Linked DNA regions of Homo sapiens: regions 2, 3, 4 and 5 are each linked to region 1. Evidence: chromatin contacts called from ENCODE Hi-C or POLR2A ChIA-PET data. All regions are on one chromosome and are shown on one strand. The core of a region is the stretch at or near the end of the contact, and the rest is flanking DNA. Distances in the headings are between cores, read along the strand shown. Region 1 holds the start of LSM8 (LSM8 homolog, U6 small nuclear RNA associated). Region 2 holds the start of PNPLA8 (patatin like domain 8, phospholipase A2). Region 3 holds the start of DOCK4 (dedicator of cytokinesis 4). Region 4 holds the start of WASL-DT (WASL divergent transcript). Region 5 holds the start of SMIM30 (small integral membrane protein 30).

Region 1 (2,805 bases), core at 168-2,667:
GAATTTTTAGAATAAATATGACAACTAGGTATAAGTATTCAACACAGCCACTAAGTTCACTACATAAAAACGTTAAAAGTTTCTTAGACGCCAAGGCAGGAGGATCACTTGAGGTGAGACCAGCTTGGGCAACACAGCGATACCCCCATCTCTATTACCCTGGCCTGGTGACCTATAGTCCCAGCTACTCAGGAGGCAGAGGCAGAGGCAGGAGGATTGCTTGGGCTCAGGAGTTCAAGGTTGCATTGAGCCATGATCAAGCCACTGCACTCCAGCCTGGGCAACAGAGTGAGACCCTCGACTCAAAAAAAGAAAAAAAAAAAAAAACTTAAAAAAAGCTTCTGTTTTTGTCTTTGTGATAATTACATGATTAAAAAAGGGAAAAAATAGAAAAAGAAAACCTCTTTCTGTATGTGATCGGTGTATCTTATCTCAAAATATCCTGGATTTTTGACACTTTTCTACTAGGAAGGTTACCAATCTATTATTTCAGGCAGGATATTTCGTTTCTTAGGCCTGTTTATTTCTAAAATGAAAAGTGGATGAGTACTAAATTAATCGATGTTGGACGATTTTCCAGCATGTTAAAAAACTGTCTTCCAGGACAGGCTTCTGTAATTCAAAAGTAAAGAAACTATATAAGCAGTGTCACAGGGTACCAATAACGCATCATTAAAAGCATTCGGTATTTAATTTTTGTCACCCAGTTTGTACCTGAGCTTAACGTAGTGTTTTTGTCCTAAGACTTTAAAACGGTAACACTTGTAAAGTCTATTTTAAGACTTCCCATGGGGTTGTTACTTGCTCCTCACTATAATCCATTACAACAGCAACCATTTTTTTTCATTCTACCAACAAGTTGGGACTTCAAGTGGTAAAGGGACAGAAACAGTCTGTGAACCATCGTTAAACTTTTTGCTATCCTCGAACGAGCAAATTATGTGAATAAAACAAGTACAAAGATTTGCAAAACTGTTGTCGCCGCCAGGACGACTGTTCATCTTATTCACAAACTTTAACACTTATGCCATAGGGAAATAGTAAGTAAGAATCAAGAGCGTACATTTTTTTTAAGACAGAAAAGTTCGGAATAATCACACTGGGTTTTTATTTGGGTTTTGCAGGCAAAATGGAAAGGACCCCTGGGCCCGCAGCAGCGGGAAGGCTCGAGGCGCCGCCGGCGAACTCTGGGTCGTTCCGGGGCCCTCATCTCCTCGCCCGCCCCCAGGATCCCGCCGAGGCCAGGCCTCCCAACCTCCCACCGATCCCCGACCGCGGCCTCTCCGCGACCCCGGCTCACGCCCGCGGCGGCCAGCTTGAGGATACGGTTGATGTAGTTCTCCAAAGCGGACGTCATGCTGTTCGGCCCGGCGGTTCCGGGTAACGCAGCGGTGCCGACAGCAAGCAGAACTGAAAGGGCGCGCCAGAACCCGGCAGCGGATAGCGCCTGCGGGTCGCAGCAAATATCGTGAGAGTTGCTGCTCCGCAGCCCTGTGAGTCGGAAATTGGGACGAACTGGCCAACCAAACAGAAGCCGCACAGCGGTGACGAGAGAGTGCGCGTGCGCAGTGTGTTTTCTCTGTAATTCTGGGCCGTGTTCCGGAAGCCTCGTAAGACAAAAGCGAACGAGAGGCGGAAAAAAGGAAGACGCTTCCTGAAGTTGGGGGTATGAGACAGAAGTTGGGGGTATGAGACAGAAGTTGGGGGAGAGTGGGTTTCCAATCCGAGTAAAAGGCAGTGTGGTGGAAGTTAACAAGAGAAAATGTTGAGACGAGGTAGAGCAGGCAGGAATAAACGAAGTAAGGTGTTTTTATTAGGAGTGAAGGAGAGAGACGAGTGCTGTTGTGTGAAACGTAGGTGCGGGTAGTTGAATCCCTAGTTTTCTGCAGCAGAAGCCGAAAATAACGCTAAAAATAAGTTCAGTTGCCCGGGACAGAGTTGCGCACGTTATAACCACACGGTGTACGCCTCTTAAGAACTCAGCAGTGAAATACACTTTCGTATGTTCTGCTTTTGTCTCTAAAAGTGTTCCAAAATGGAGGTGTTTTTACTTTTTAAAGAAACTAAATGCAAATAGGCAAAGGTGTGTGACCATCCCTTAGAAAACGAATGTCCACGCTTCTGCCACGCCAGGATGGTCTACCTTTCTTCAGGGTGAAATTAGTAAGTAAAAGGCTGCTGCAGCACCGAGAAAGGACCGATGCAGGAAGGATGCAGGAAGGCACCAAACTTGGTTCTAATCTTGGCTCTGCTAACAAATTGGTGTCATTGCACAGGTCACTTCAATTCTTCTGGGCCTCAGTTTCGTTAGATAGTCCCATAGGTATCATTTCAGATATTTCCCAATGCGATACTGTTCCCACTTCATTTACTGTTGCCCTAACTTGAGAGAGCTTGAAGTTAGAAAGAGATTTATACACAAAACACCAGCAGGAGCGATTTCCCTTTTTTGCAAAATATCTTTATAATTTCAGTTAAACATGTATTTTCTTAAGATTTGTGGCTTTGTAATAACTCTTGCAATGTCAGCAGTTTTCCTCGGAAAAGGAAGCATTTCTTAATTAGAGCATACCCACAAGATACTCCCAAATAGTTAATATTTTATATTCTGGAACTTATTCCTATCTGTTTGAAATCAAATGTAGTCAGGAATTAGATTGTGAATGTCTCATATTCTCAGGGTAACAAATGAAAGTGTCTTCCGCTAATGAAAGAACAAAGATAATTGTGTGATTTGCAAATGTTAGGTGTTGAACCAAAACCCAAAGACTAATTAATGATTAACGAGGTGTTAGGAGTTTTGTT
Region 2 (2,805 bases), core at 218-2,717, 9.7 Mb after region 1:
TATTAAAACTTGAGGCCAATCTCTCTCCCCCATGGTGATAGTCATGGCACCTATTGCAATAGTTCTAAATGTCTTCCTTGACATTTTAACAAGTGTCAGAATAATTTTTCTTTAGCAACAAGGAGGAATCTGTCTCAAAAACTAAAGCTCCTTCCACACGCCTGTAAGGCTTAATTGGTGCATACATCTTTTAACTCTCCTGTAGCTAAATAACATGTCTGGCTTATCCACTGCTGGGGTTTACCAGGCATTATGATGTACATAATCCAGACACTGTGTCCCAAGAACATAGCAAGCTGGCTTTCCCTCCTTGATTTAAAAAAATCAAAACAACACAACTATCAGGGTAACATCCACTACATTTGACAGGTCAAAGAATCCCCTTCCTTAAGGACTTTACAATAACCTTACAGGGGGCTAAAGCATACATACCCATGGGTAGTGGGTAAGCCTTGAGAGTACAGTATAAGTCTTGATAACATTTTGAGGTTGATAACTAGTTGAAACTGATCTGTTTTCCCGACCTCAACGTAATTGCAAGGTCACTTCAAGAGGGTAAGGGGCTATTGCAACTACCCAAATTCGCTATTGTAGTATAAAAGCTTTAATTAACAGCATGTATAGGAATGCAAAGCTATGTTCTAATGAAACTTTAAAAAGCAGACACAAATATGAATGTCATATAATTGTCATCTGTCGCAAAACTTTTTTTTTAACCTTTGAAAAATGTGAAACCCATTTTTAGCTCCTAGTACAGCAGAACCTGCGGTGGGCTGGATTTGCCCTGAGGGCTGTAGTTTGCCCCTGTGGTACGTATGAAATGCCACAATTTTAAAAAGATGTGTTACGTGTGGGACCATTTGTGGGGCGGTTTATGCTAACTTCCAATACAGTAATATATGTCAACTCGCTTTTGAGTGACATTTAGTCTGGGTGGCCATGCCCAGGAATGGATATAGAGAAAGGGGCGCGGCCGCGCCGGGCACCACCCTCCAAGAGACTGGTATCGCAGCCCCCAGCTCCAAGGAACTCAGCGCAGGCAGGGGCTTCAGGGACGCGGAGAGGGAGGCTTATCTCTGCTGAAAGGGAATAGCGGCCCGCAAACAAGCAAACCAGGACACTGCTCCGAGGTCCCGCCCAGGAAGGCAAAACGAAGTCCCACCGCTCTCACACCCGGCAACCAACCAAGGCACAGCACGCCCCACCAGCAAGCCACGCCTCGCGCATCACGCACGCACGCACGCACGCACACACGTCTGTCGCGGCTTCCCGCCTTGCGCTCCGTCATGCTCTATTGCGCATATCTCGGGGCGGGGGAGGAACGGAGATTGACAAGGAGGCAGAGGCCTGAGCGAGGCGGAAAATCCTCACCCCGGCCCGCGGGTAGACCCAAACTTCTAGCGCGTCACTTCCGCTGGGGGCGGAGCGGGGCGGGGCTGAGTGGGTGGCGACCTAGCTGCTGCGCCAGTGTTTGTGTTGGAAGCTCAGCTGATGCAGGCCGGTTGGAGTGGACGTCATTGCCGGGAACGAGCGAGTCGCCGCTGCAGCCCTAGTGACTGCGGCCTGCATCCCGGTAAGTAGCCGCGAGGGGACAGGGGCGGGACGATAGGAGGCTGGTTGATCGTTCTGGACCCTTGTCCGGCGCTCCGGGTCGTCCTTTCTTTCTTTGGAGGGCACTTCCCGAGCGAGAGGGTGGGGACACGCCAGGCTTTGGGGAGGAGCTGGCGCTGGAAGGAGCCCGCAGGTCCTGGAGCTCATTGGTACTCGGCGCCCTCCGCCCCCGTGGGCTTTGCTGCCCCAGAAGCGCAAACCGTATTTGGTTTCGCAGGTCCCGCCCTGCTCCCCCTGTCCCATCCCCACGACTCCCTCCTCAATTTTCCAGAGTCTGTCTGCCTTCCCCTGGACTGTAGTGTTCTCCAGTAGTTAACTGGTCACTCTCAGGAGGGTTTCCCTAGTCTACATCATTCTCGACTGTCAGTGTGCACCTGGTGATTCTACTGCCTGATATTTTTTGTCAGTAATCTCTTTCTGACCCCATCCACATTTGATTCTATCCTTGACCGCTGTTGCTTAAGTGGATAAGGTGTATGAATCACTGTGTTGCAGTGCTTCCTATCCCTGTGTCATTTCTATCATTGTGCTGGAAGGAACCTGCTTTCCACGCCTAATACAATGATAACTTTAAAATGGTGACTCATAGGAAAAACTCAGGAGAGTTGTGACATAAGGGACTATCATATAATCCTGCTTAAAATACTGTTTTCAATTCCAAAACAGTTGTATCCTGGTTCTGCAGTCCTAATTTCTGAGAGTTCAAAAATGACAAATGTTTCAGTGTATTAAGAAAATGCTGTTAAACAGTGAAACATTAAGAGCTTATGCCTTGTGAGGCAGTTGTATCAAGCCCATTTTAGCTATTTTGTTAAATTGCTTATGCAAATTAGTTGTCCTTTCAATATAAGAACATGTTTTTATTTCGTAATTATAATCAACTTTTTCTTAATGTTGATCTCTTTTTTTATTTCTATATCAGGACTAAATTAAAATCTTGTAAACGCCCTTTTAATGAGTGATGTTGAATGAAAGGGCCAGTTTCACTAGTTTAGCTATTCACTTGTTTCACATGCAAAGTTGTTACAAGAACAGCCTGTACTTTGAGTTGTTTTTTTTTACCCCAGTTAGAGGGGTTGTGCTGAAGCTGCATATTGCTTCACTCATGGAATATATATTTGTAAAAAGGTCAGAGTTAGAATGCTGAGCCATAGACACCTTCCTGTCCTGCCATTTTTTGTTGTTGTTGGGAGT
Region 3 (2,805 bases), core at 110-2,609, 6.0 Mb after region 1:
AAAAACAAAGTCGCAACAGTCTGAGAACTATATTTAAGCCCCAAACCATGTTCATCAGAAAAAGACAACTTGTGCTAAATTACACATCAAGACAAAAATGGGGTGGGGGGAATGGGGGAGGGATAGACTAAAGGTAAAAGAGTCCTAAACACAATCCACCTGCAGCTTTCAAAATTTGGTTTTTTATTCCTACAGTGGATCAGAGGACAACCTGAAAGTCAGGTACAGCCAAAGTTGTGATGGTTTTCAAAACTCTTTTCAAATGTTCTTTGAAGCCACGAGTGCAAATTATCTATCACTTTCCTTTTCTTTCTCTAAGGACCCAGAGACTGGGAAGATCTCTCAGGCTCCACATACAAATCTGAAGAACACCCAGAGCAGTTAACCATCTACAGGGAGGTTGTGAGATACACACACTTTCCCTTCAGAGGTCACCTCAGCCACAAACTGGGCAAATCTGTAGAGTGGAGAGCAGTGACCACCAGTCTGCGACTGGAAATACTCCGGAAGCTAAATAAAACACACCTGCGAGGTCAAACCAAGCAAACCAAGGCAGTGTACTGGTGAGGAGAAAGAGCTGCTAATCCCAAAATTATAAACACACGCGCGCGAACCAGATCTGAACCAAACCCACTCAGCAGCTAGCTCAAAGCTGGGAGCTCCAAACCAGAAGACAAACGCTCAGGGAGCTTCCCCGGCGGAGGGGAAGGCCATTCCATGGCATTTTCTCCGCCATCCCATGGCATTTTCTCCGCCATCCCCGGGCAGCCCCAACCAAGTAGCCGCCACCGGCTCCAACCCATCCCGCTGGGCCACCACCCGTGGGGCCCAGTCGAACCCAGGTGGCCCCAGAGCTGAAGGGCTCCTAGGGTCAGACCAGAGGTCCGTTGCACACCCGGTCATAGAGAAAGGAAGACACATCAGCCGCGCCTCCGGGGCACCGTACTCACCCCCATAACCTACACCCCCGACTGTGCTGCAGCTCCCATCACGGTCTTCCTGCATTCGGGCGACAGCCCCCTGGGTCTTGGAAGCAGCCATTACCCGGCAGAAAAGAAAAGGGAGGGCCGCAGGGCGGGTCGGAGGCGGGGTGGCACCAGTAGAAACGCTACTGGAGGCGAACTCCCCGTCGACGTAATGTTTTCTCCACACCTACGCCGCGCTCTGGACCAATAGGACGCAATCAGTAAAACTGAATCCCCGCCCCGAACCACATTTGCCGCGCCCACTTCCGGGATGGGGAGGCCAAGAACTACAATTCCCAGCGTGCTGCGGGGCCCTGGGACGGGAGGGCTGGACTAGGCGCTGGCGGGCGGGGGTGCGCCGGAGAGTGCCCCGGCGTGTTCGCTTAGTTCAGTGAATCAGAACAATGACTGCGCCGCCGGGTACCCGGGAGCGCGTCGGAGGACTGTGAGCAGCCGCCGCCGGGAGAGCTGCGGGCGGCGCAGTGTCAACGCTGGGCTCGGGAGCCTCCAGCGCAGATCCTGCCCAGCGCCCGCAGCCCGCGCGAAGCCGCTGGGCTCCGGCACTGCAGCGCTGCTCGGGGACTGTGCATTGTTGTGAGCCGGAGAAGGGGCGCGGGGATTACAAAGCCTGAAGACCCCGGAGCCCCTTTAGCCATGTGGATACCTACGGAGCACGAGAAATACGGCGTGGGTGAGTCTCCGCGGGGCGAACTTTTATTCTGCTCTGGCCCGAGCGAGTGCGCATTTCTCGTCCTTGCCCCCGCGCCCCTCTCGCTCCGCCCGGTTGAAAATGCCTAATCCTGGCATCGCGCAGCTGGTACGGGGCTTTGCCGAGCCAGCTCCAGGCAGAGGGCTGCGCACCAGGCTCTCGCCCCGCACCGCCTGCTCGGCGCGCCCCGCACTGGTTCCCGAAGCGCCGGGACAGCTTGGGGGAGCGCGCGGCCGGCCCGCTAGCTTCGGGCTCTGCCTGCGGAGTTTGGAGTGGCGACTGGGCGTGTGTGTGTGTGTGTGTGTGTGTGTCAAGTTGGAAGAGGAGGCGAATGGGGTTTCTCTCCTTCCTTACCCTTCTTCCCCAAAGCGACAGGGAGCTGCAACGGTTCCTCTGGGTGGAGAGGGAGACAACAACACTCGGGCAGAGAGAACACCCCCAAAACAGTAGGGAGGCGCAAACCCTTCCCTCTGGCTCGGATCGACATTCCCGGAGTGTGGAATGTGGCAGGGTCCTGGAGAGAGCCGCTCTGACAAGCTGAGCCCTCTCTGACCCTCCTCCCTCTCTGCGATCCCGGATTTATGGGGTGTGTATGTTGCGGGGCGGGGGCATTGGTAAATTTCAACATCTGCGCCGCTCGGTTCTTTGGTCTTTGGAGAAGAACGGGTATTTCAGCAGTGTTTTTACTTCTGGCCACCCTCTCGACCCCGGGTGAGCGCAGTGGGGGCGGTGTGGCGGTACAGGGCTGCTGAGTGATAAATGGGGAGGGGGATCGGAAAGCCTGGTTCTTGGGGGCAGGGAGATAGCTTTTAGGAAAGCATACCCTGACACTGGCGTTCGGAGAAAAAGGAACAGGATAGCTCTCGCTGTTCTGTGTAAAGGTGAACAACAAAGGACATTAATGTTGACTGATGAATACAGGAGTCTCCCTTCCTTTTCCTCCTCCCATTTCAGGCGGGTTACAGTTCCCGTTTTTGTTGTTTGATTTCAGCTGGGTCGCCCCTTGACAGTTACTCCTTTTAGGGTTGAGACTATTAAGAAGCCAGGCTCTCCGACAAGGCTGCAGCCGGCCAAATGCAATTATAACCTCCCAGAAGGTCTAACAGAAAGCATTATGGATTTTACTAACAC
Region 4 (2,805 bases), core at 135-2,634, 5.6 Mb before region 1:
AAGTCCATAGGGTTGTAAGACTCATAACAAGAACTACAACTTGGGCCTATCTGAATCTTATACTTCTGGTACTATACTTGTTCACAGGTTTGAAAAGAGCTTTAATTTCTATTATTTCTCAAGAATTTGTAATGCTTTCTCTTGTCACTGTGCTTTCAACTTAGAGGAGTTGCAGTTTTGATAAAAGACAAACTGATTTAGCTTCTAGGTTTGTTAAATATGTAATTCAGAGGCAACTCCAGGCTTATATTTCTACGACTGCTTTCTAAATCTAATTATTTTATAAATAGTCCTGTTGCTTTAATTCACTTTTTACCCTAACATAATTAATCAAGTTTAACTTTGAAATCTCCATATTTTATGTGAGAACTCCCAAGGCTATCCACTTTTATTTTCCTTTGTAAATTTATTGTTGCTCAGCCTATTTCATTAATGGCAGCTTTAATTATAATATTTTATTATATTTTCAAAGTGCATGATAATGGTTTACCAGTCTGGTTAGTACATCAGAGATTTCTATTGGGAGCTATCAGAGATGTTAACATCCAACAATTTTACCAAAGTGTAATTGTTATAGACGTCTTAACATGAATTTACGCAACAAAAATATGTTTAATGTGGAGAACAGTGAGATGCATATTTGATAATTCACTGCAGTCTGCATCATCATCTCTATATTCCAAAATTTCGTCTTAAGCCGTTTAGTATTTAACTTACAGAAGAAAGGGGGTTATCTTAGATAACTTTTAATATCCTAAGGTATTTTCCAATTCACGATACAGGGAGAAAAGAAATGTGTCCAGGCCCTTAGAAGAAAATACTTTGAATTTAAATGTGACACATACATTAAACCCGCGTGACACGCCAGGCAGGCGGTGGAAGTCAAGTGCATTTGTTTTTGTTTCATCCACCAGGGCGATCTCTTTCACAATTCTGGGAGAGGCCTGTTTGTTCCTCCACTCCCACAGCTGAAGTTTGGGACAAAGTTTGAGAAAATCCCAGGCACCTGCGGCTCCTATCGAAGCCGGCGAGGAGCACAGGGTAGAGCGTCTCTTCCCAGTTTTCAGTCTTCAGATCGCAGGCCTCTCGGACCCGCAGAGCGAGCTTCACGCTGCAGCGCTTGAGAAATAAGAGCTATTCCAAGGAGGGGCCCTGGGTCCTCACTGACGCTTCGCAAAGGTGTACGTCCGCCCAGGGAAGGCCGGCGGCGCAGCGACGGCGAGGAGTCCCCATCCATCTTCTCTTCAAGCAGCAGTAGCTGGGTTCGGGTACCCAACCGACGAGCCGAGACGCCAGAGGCCAGAGTACGAAGTTGGAAGCCTGCGCCCCAAGCCAACCGGGATTCCACTTAGCTCCGCGCGGTCCGCGCCTCGGCCGGAAGGGGGCGTGGCTTCGGGCCCGCGCCGCGAGGCCCGCCGCCGAGTGGGGGGGTTTCTCCCGGGCCGCAGCCGCGCGTTTCCGGCGCGCTCCCCCGCGCCCTCCGTCCTGTGGTCTCGCCCGCCCCCGCTGCCATGTTGGATTGTGCGGCCGCCGCCGCCGCTGCGGGAGGGTTGGGGGAGGAGTTGGGAGTTTAGCGCAGTCGCCGGAGTGCGAGGACAACGACCATCCGGCCCTAGCCTGGCCGGGCGGGTGCCGGGAGCTTCCCTTTCTCAGCGCGGCGCGAAGGTGGCTCGCCGTCAGCGCCTGCTTCCCTCGACCTCGTCCTCCTCCCCGCTCCGGAGGAGCTGCGAGATGTGGCGCCTCTGACTCCACTTCTCCCCGCCCCTGTCACCGAGAGGGGGAACGAGCTCTCGCCCACTCGCCGGAGGAGACGGCCCTGGACTCCCAACCCCGCCGGCGAAACCATGAGCTCCGTCCAGCAGCAGCCGCCGCCGCCGCGGAGGGTCACCAACGTGGGGTCCCTGTTGCTCACCCCGCAGGAGAACGAGTCCCTCTTCACTTTCCTCGGCAAGAAATGTGTGGTCAGTGGACGAGACCCGCGTCGCCACCCGTGACATTACCTCACGGGCCCGGGCTTGGGGGCCGGGAAGTGGGAGTGGGGAAGGAGGCGGGAGCGGCGCGGGCCAGGCCTCCCGCCAGCCCCGGCCCCGGCCCCGGCCCCTCGTCGGCGCCCTCGCCCTGCTCCCAGGGTGCGGGCCGTGGCGGTCGGGCGCCGCCTTCCCGAGCTGCTGGAGAATAAGGGAGTGTCACCTCCGCAGGCCTGTCCTCCAGCCTGGCCGGGCCTCGGCCCGCGCCCTTGCTGCTGGTTAAAACTTTATTCTCAGGCCACAAGGGGATTTTCTTGCAAGAGCCGCTTGGTCCTAGAATCTGGGCCCTTGTTCTAGCTCTCGCTTCACCTCTTACTGCTTGATCTGGGGGTACGTTCCTTAACAATGCCAGGTTTGAGGAGTGGATAGGTCGGGGAAGGAAGGTGGTTTTTAATCTCCCATTAGGATTCCAGGAGGGAATGAAGTCGAGTGCAAGAGCCTGGGCTCTCTTCGGATTAGAGAGGGTGCAAGAAATGTTATTGCTCTTCGTTAAAGAGAAACAAGATTTATTTCTCTAGCAACCTTGCCTAGGCCTGGTTTCTACTCTCCTTCCCACTGATTTTTTTTTTCCCCCCATTGGTGGGAGGGGGTGCTGCTCTCCCCGCAGCCATGCGCAGGGAAACCTCAATCTCTGGTAGCTCTTGGCTTTTGGGGCCGAGAATGATTCTTAGTTTGGTGCTGTGCGGCCAATTCCAACCCCAGATGGCCGGTTGGGAGCGAGCAGTTCTGCTGTGGGAAGGGGAATGTGTGTTGTTGACGGAAGCATTCATTACATTGG
Region 5 (2,805 bases), core at 136-2,635, 5.1 Mb after region 1:
ACATGTAGGGAAAAACAAAATGTTCACAGTAGGATATGAGAGAATATTTTGGAAGCTATAAAAATATAACTCCTATTCCAAATATAATTGATTACAAAGGCACGAAAGTAGCTCAAAACAAAGGATGAAATGAACAAAACCTTGTTAAAATAATCAAGGTTAGAGAAACAATGCTGACGTTATTGTGCAGTTATTCTCAGATTTCCAATTTTCTAGTCACCTTGGTTTGGTTTATTTGGCACCTCTCGGTCTCTCATAAGATCTTGTTGGCATATTTATCTAGTCAAATCATTATTATTATTAGGCAACATTACTGAGCACCTGCTGGGTGCCGGTTAGGAGCCAAGAATATAAATCTTTGCTAGAGAGACTAGGAACGTGTAAGAAAAAGGGTAACCGACAACACAAGAATACATGCTAATTATTGGCATTGAACTGAACGTACCTGCATTATCTAACAGACTGAACCAGGGGACTTTCAGACCAGGCAGGTGGCTTCACACCCAACCCTCATCATTAATAATTTATAATGTAAGGATAGCAAATAAATTTTCAAATCAGTAAATATGAAAGAGTTCAGAAGATCAGATGACTAGAAAGGTTCAGTAAGGAGTTCACAATTAGCAGACAATTGAAAGAGCGCCTTTCAGAAAGGTTACGACTTACATATACAAATAACTAATTCTTGTTTTATGATTTAAAAGCAGTATTTTTACATCTTTTCACAAATATGTAGGGACATTTGGGGCTGAGGTTTCACAAAAACATAGGTGGGAAGGAATCACCGCAGTGCACTCCTGAATAGATTGTCACTTTAGGACCTGAATCCTGAGAGATCTTCTGCAACAGGGCTAAACCCATTTTTCCTAAACTTTATTTTGCACTACAAATGTTTTTTAACCTTTTACGATATGTCTTATTAACCGCGCTTTTTCCCCATTGACTAAAAAATTAATAAATGGCATATGTTTCATTAGGAAGATGGTGACAGAGATTTCCTGCTTCAGAAACGTTGGAAGCCACTGGTTTAAAAGCACCCGGAACAGAGGGCTGTACTTGGGTTCTCTCTCCCCGCTGTGTCATTTCAGTCGAAGAAAAAGACAAAATTACATGTGCGCCTTACAGACTCAACAGGGTAGAAAACACTTGCTATCATTTCTTTTATTTTGAAGTGAGCTTTTATATAAACACACGAAACCATCTATTTAATAGTAAAACGTTGGGCAGGGAAAGGAAGTCCCGCGCGTTCGCGACTCTTCGCCTCCGCTAGAGCGTGACCGTCACGCCCTCTGCTACTTATAGGGGGAACGCGCCGGGGCATCATAGGAGTCGGCGGCGGCAGGGATTGTGGGAAATGTAGTTTGGAGACTCCGCCCTCCTCGCCATTCCTGTAATGGCTGCTTCCTAGAAGGTAATGTACGAACTCGTCTCCAAAGGATACTTAGGTTGCACCAGTGTATTTGTAAAACAGGAGCAAATTTGGACCTTGCCGGGCCAAAGTACGAATTCTTTTTCAAATCTTAATATCAAGTCCTGAAATGAAATTATCTCTGTTCTGTTTCTTTTTACCTTTTCTTGTGTGGGTGAACTGACCAACTTTTAAGTCTAGTTCCCTGTTGGACAGACTTTTCTCAACTCATTACCTATCCCCCTACCGTCCATATGGCCTCCACGCTCTGCACTGACTCTAGCTGCCTCTTTAAAATAATAATAGTAATAATAATTAATTTTTAAATCCTTCTCTCCGCCCCCTCCCCACCCCCCATGCTAATAATAGGTCGTGTCACGTGGAACCTCTTAATCTCAGCATCCGGAGCTCCAGGAAGGGAAAATTTCAAGTCAGATAGAATTCTATATATACCATTTCTTTGGTAAGTCTTATTAATTCCCCACAACTTCGCAGAGTTATATGTTGTGTGACTTTTGCCAAATTTGTCTGCATTTCTTGGATGGGAGAGACCCTAAGAAAATGTACAATTTTTACCCACTAGGATATTTTAAGTTTCCAAGTTAGTGGCTCGTGCTTTTTTTCTGTTTGTTCTTAATTATGAACTCCTGTTCAATTTTTGTTTGGTTGATGCACGAGGTGTTGGCATTATCGTGGAAAATTCCTGGGTTTAGAGTGTTATCACGAGATAGGGAGATGAACCTCAAATTACTGTCTTTAACGTCCCTCTGTTTTTCCACCTATAAGATGAGGAGATGGATTGGAAATGATTCATAAAGTATCCAAAAGATTGGCTGGCCTGTTATTTGTCATGTGTTCATTTTGTCATTTGAAAAGGGAGGAATTTTTAATGGTTCCTTTTTGTTTCCATGTTTAATTTCTAGGAACCTTCAGCCCTCAAGATTCCAACATCATGACCTCAGTTTCAACACAGTTGTCCTTAGTCCTCATGTCACTGCTTTTGGTGCTGCCTGTTGTGGAAGCAGTAGAAGCCGGTGATGCAATCGCCCTTTTGTTAGGTGTGGTTCTCAGCATTACAGGCATTTGTGCCTGCTTGGGGGTATATGCACGAAAAAGAAATGGACAGATGTGACTTTGAAAGGCCTACTGAGTCAAACCTCACCCTGAAAACCTTTGCGCTTTAGAGGCTAAACCTGAGATTTGGTGTGTGAAAGGTTCCAAGAATCAGTAAATAAGGGAGTTTCACATTTTTCATTGTTTCCATGAAATGGCAACAAACATACATTTATAAATTGAAAAAAAAATGTTTTCTTTACAACAAATAATGCACAGAAAAATGCAGCCTATAATTTGCTAGTTAGGTAGTCAAAGAAGTAAGATGGCTGAAATTTACATAA

Evidence for each region. Hi-C counts contacts between places; a loop is a spot of excess contacts on that map. ChIA-PET counts read pairs that join two places held with the same protein, here RNA polymerase II (POLR2A). Pooled maps may share reads with other maps.
Region 2: a loop to region 1 is called in a pooled map, with 6 times the contacts of the local background. The contact joins the promoter of PNPLA8 here to the promoter of LSM8 in region 1. A Hi-C loop is called at or near these places in 5 of 50 pooled maps.
Region 3: a loop to region 1 is called in a map of CD8-positive, alpha-beta T cell, with 16 times the contacts of the local background. The contact joins the promoter of DOCK4 here to the promoter of LSM8 in region 1. A Hi-C loop is called at or near these places in 3 of 168 maps with a recorded cell type or tissue (B cell, CD4-positive, alpha-beta memory T cell and CD8-positive, alpha-beta T cell), 1 of 37 single-sample maps with no recorded cell type and 12 of 50 pooled maps.
Region 4: a map of CD8-positive, alpha-beta T cell shows a loop between it and region 1 (22-fold over the local background). The contact joins the promoter of WASL-DT here to the promoter of LSM8 in region 1. A Hi-C loop is called at or near these places in 5 of 168 maps with a recorded cell type or tissue (B cell, CD4-positive, alpha-beta memory T cell, CD8-positive, alpha-beta T cell and 1 more), 1 of 37 single-sample maps with no recorded cell type and 9 of 50 pooled maps.
Region 5: a loop to region 1 is called in a map of naive thymus-derived CD4-positive, alpha-beta T cell, with 23 times the contacts of the local background. The contact joins the promoter of SMIM30 here to the promoter of LSM8 in region 1. A Hi-C loop is called at or near these places in 2 of 168 maps with a recorded cell type or tissue (CD4-positive, alpha-beta memory T cell and naive thymus-derived CD4-positive, alpha-beta T cell) and 12 of 50 pooled maps. POLR2A ChIA-PET finds 5 or more read pairs at or near these places in 1 of 52 experiments (T-cell).

What each region holds. Positions count from the first base shown.
Region 1 is chr7:118,182,776-118,185,580 of GRCh38, reverse strand. LSM8 (LSM8 homolog, U6 small nuclear RNA associated) reads right to left here and starts at 1,417. Exons shown (of 4, transcript NM_016200.5): 1 at 1,327-1,417. The coding sequence starts at 1,357. LOC105375470 (a long non-coding RNA gene) reads left to right here and starts at 1,613. Exons shown (of 4, transcript XR_927904.3): 1 at 1,613-1,666.
Region 2 is chr7:108,524,797-108,527,601 of GRCh38, reverse strand. PNPLA8 (patatin like domain 8, phospholipase A2) reads left to right here and starts at 1,467. Exons shown (of 11, transcript NM_001256007.3): 1 at 1,467-1,573. It overlaps LOC124901722 (a long non-coding RNA gene), which reads right to left and starts at 1,127. Exons shown (of 2, transcript XR_007060473.1): 1 at 1-1,127. RefSeq lists enhancers at 849-1,188, 1,479-1,598, 1,370-2,330.
Region 3 is chr7:112,204,953-112,207,757 of GRCh38, reverse strand. DOCK4 (dedicator of cytokinesis 4) reads left to right here and starts at 1,359. Exons shown (of 53, transcript NM_001363540.2): 1 at 1,359-1,656. The coding sequence starts at 1,620. ZNF277 (zinc finger protein 277) reads right to left here and starts at 1,063. Exons shown (of 12, transcript NM_021994.3): 1 at 951-1,063. The coding sequence starts at 1,041. RefSeq lists an enhancer at 848-967 and a silencer at 1,138-1,487.
Region 4 is chr7:123,747,774-123,750,578 of GRCh38, reverse strand. WASL-DT (WASL divergent transcript) reads right to left here and starts at 1,384. Exons shown (of 1, transcript NR_170281.1): 1 at 1-1,384. It overlaps WASL (WASP like actin nucleation promoting factor), which reads left to right and starts at 1,576. Exons shown (of 11, transcript NM_003941.4): 1 at 1,576-1,961. The coding sequence starts at 1,845. RefSeq lists silencers at 1,294-1,613, 2,074-2,163 and enhancers at 1,192-1,846, 2,606-2,655.
Region 5 is chr7:113,117,134-113,119,938 of GRCh38, reverse strand. It overlaps SMIM30 (small integral membrane protein 30), which reads left to right and starts at 1,385. Exons shown (of 3, transcript NM_001352688.2): 1 at 1,385-1,411; 2 at 1,778-1,871; 3 at 2,332-2,805. The coding sequence starts at 2,361. The coding sequence ends at 2,540. All of the region lies in intron 2 of LOC107986837, which reads right to left. RefSeq lists enhancers at 986-1,125, 1,020-1,614.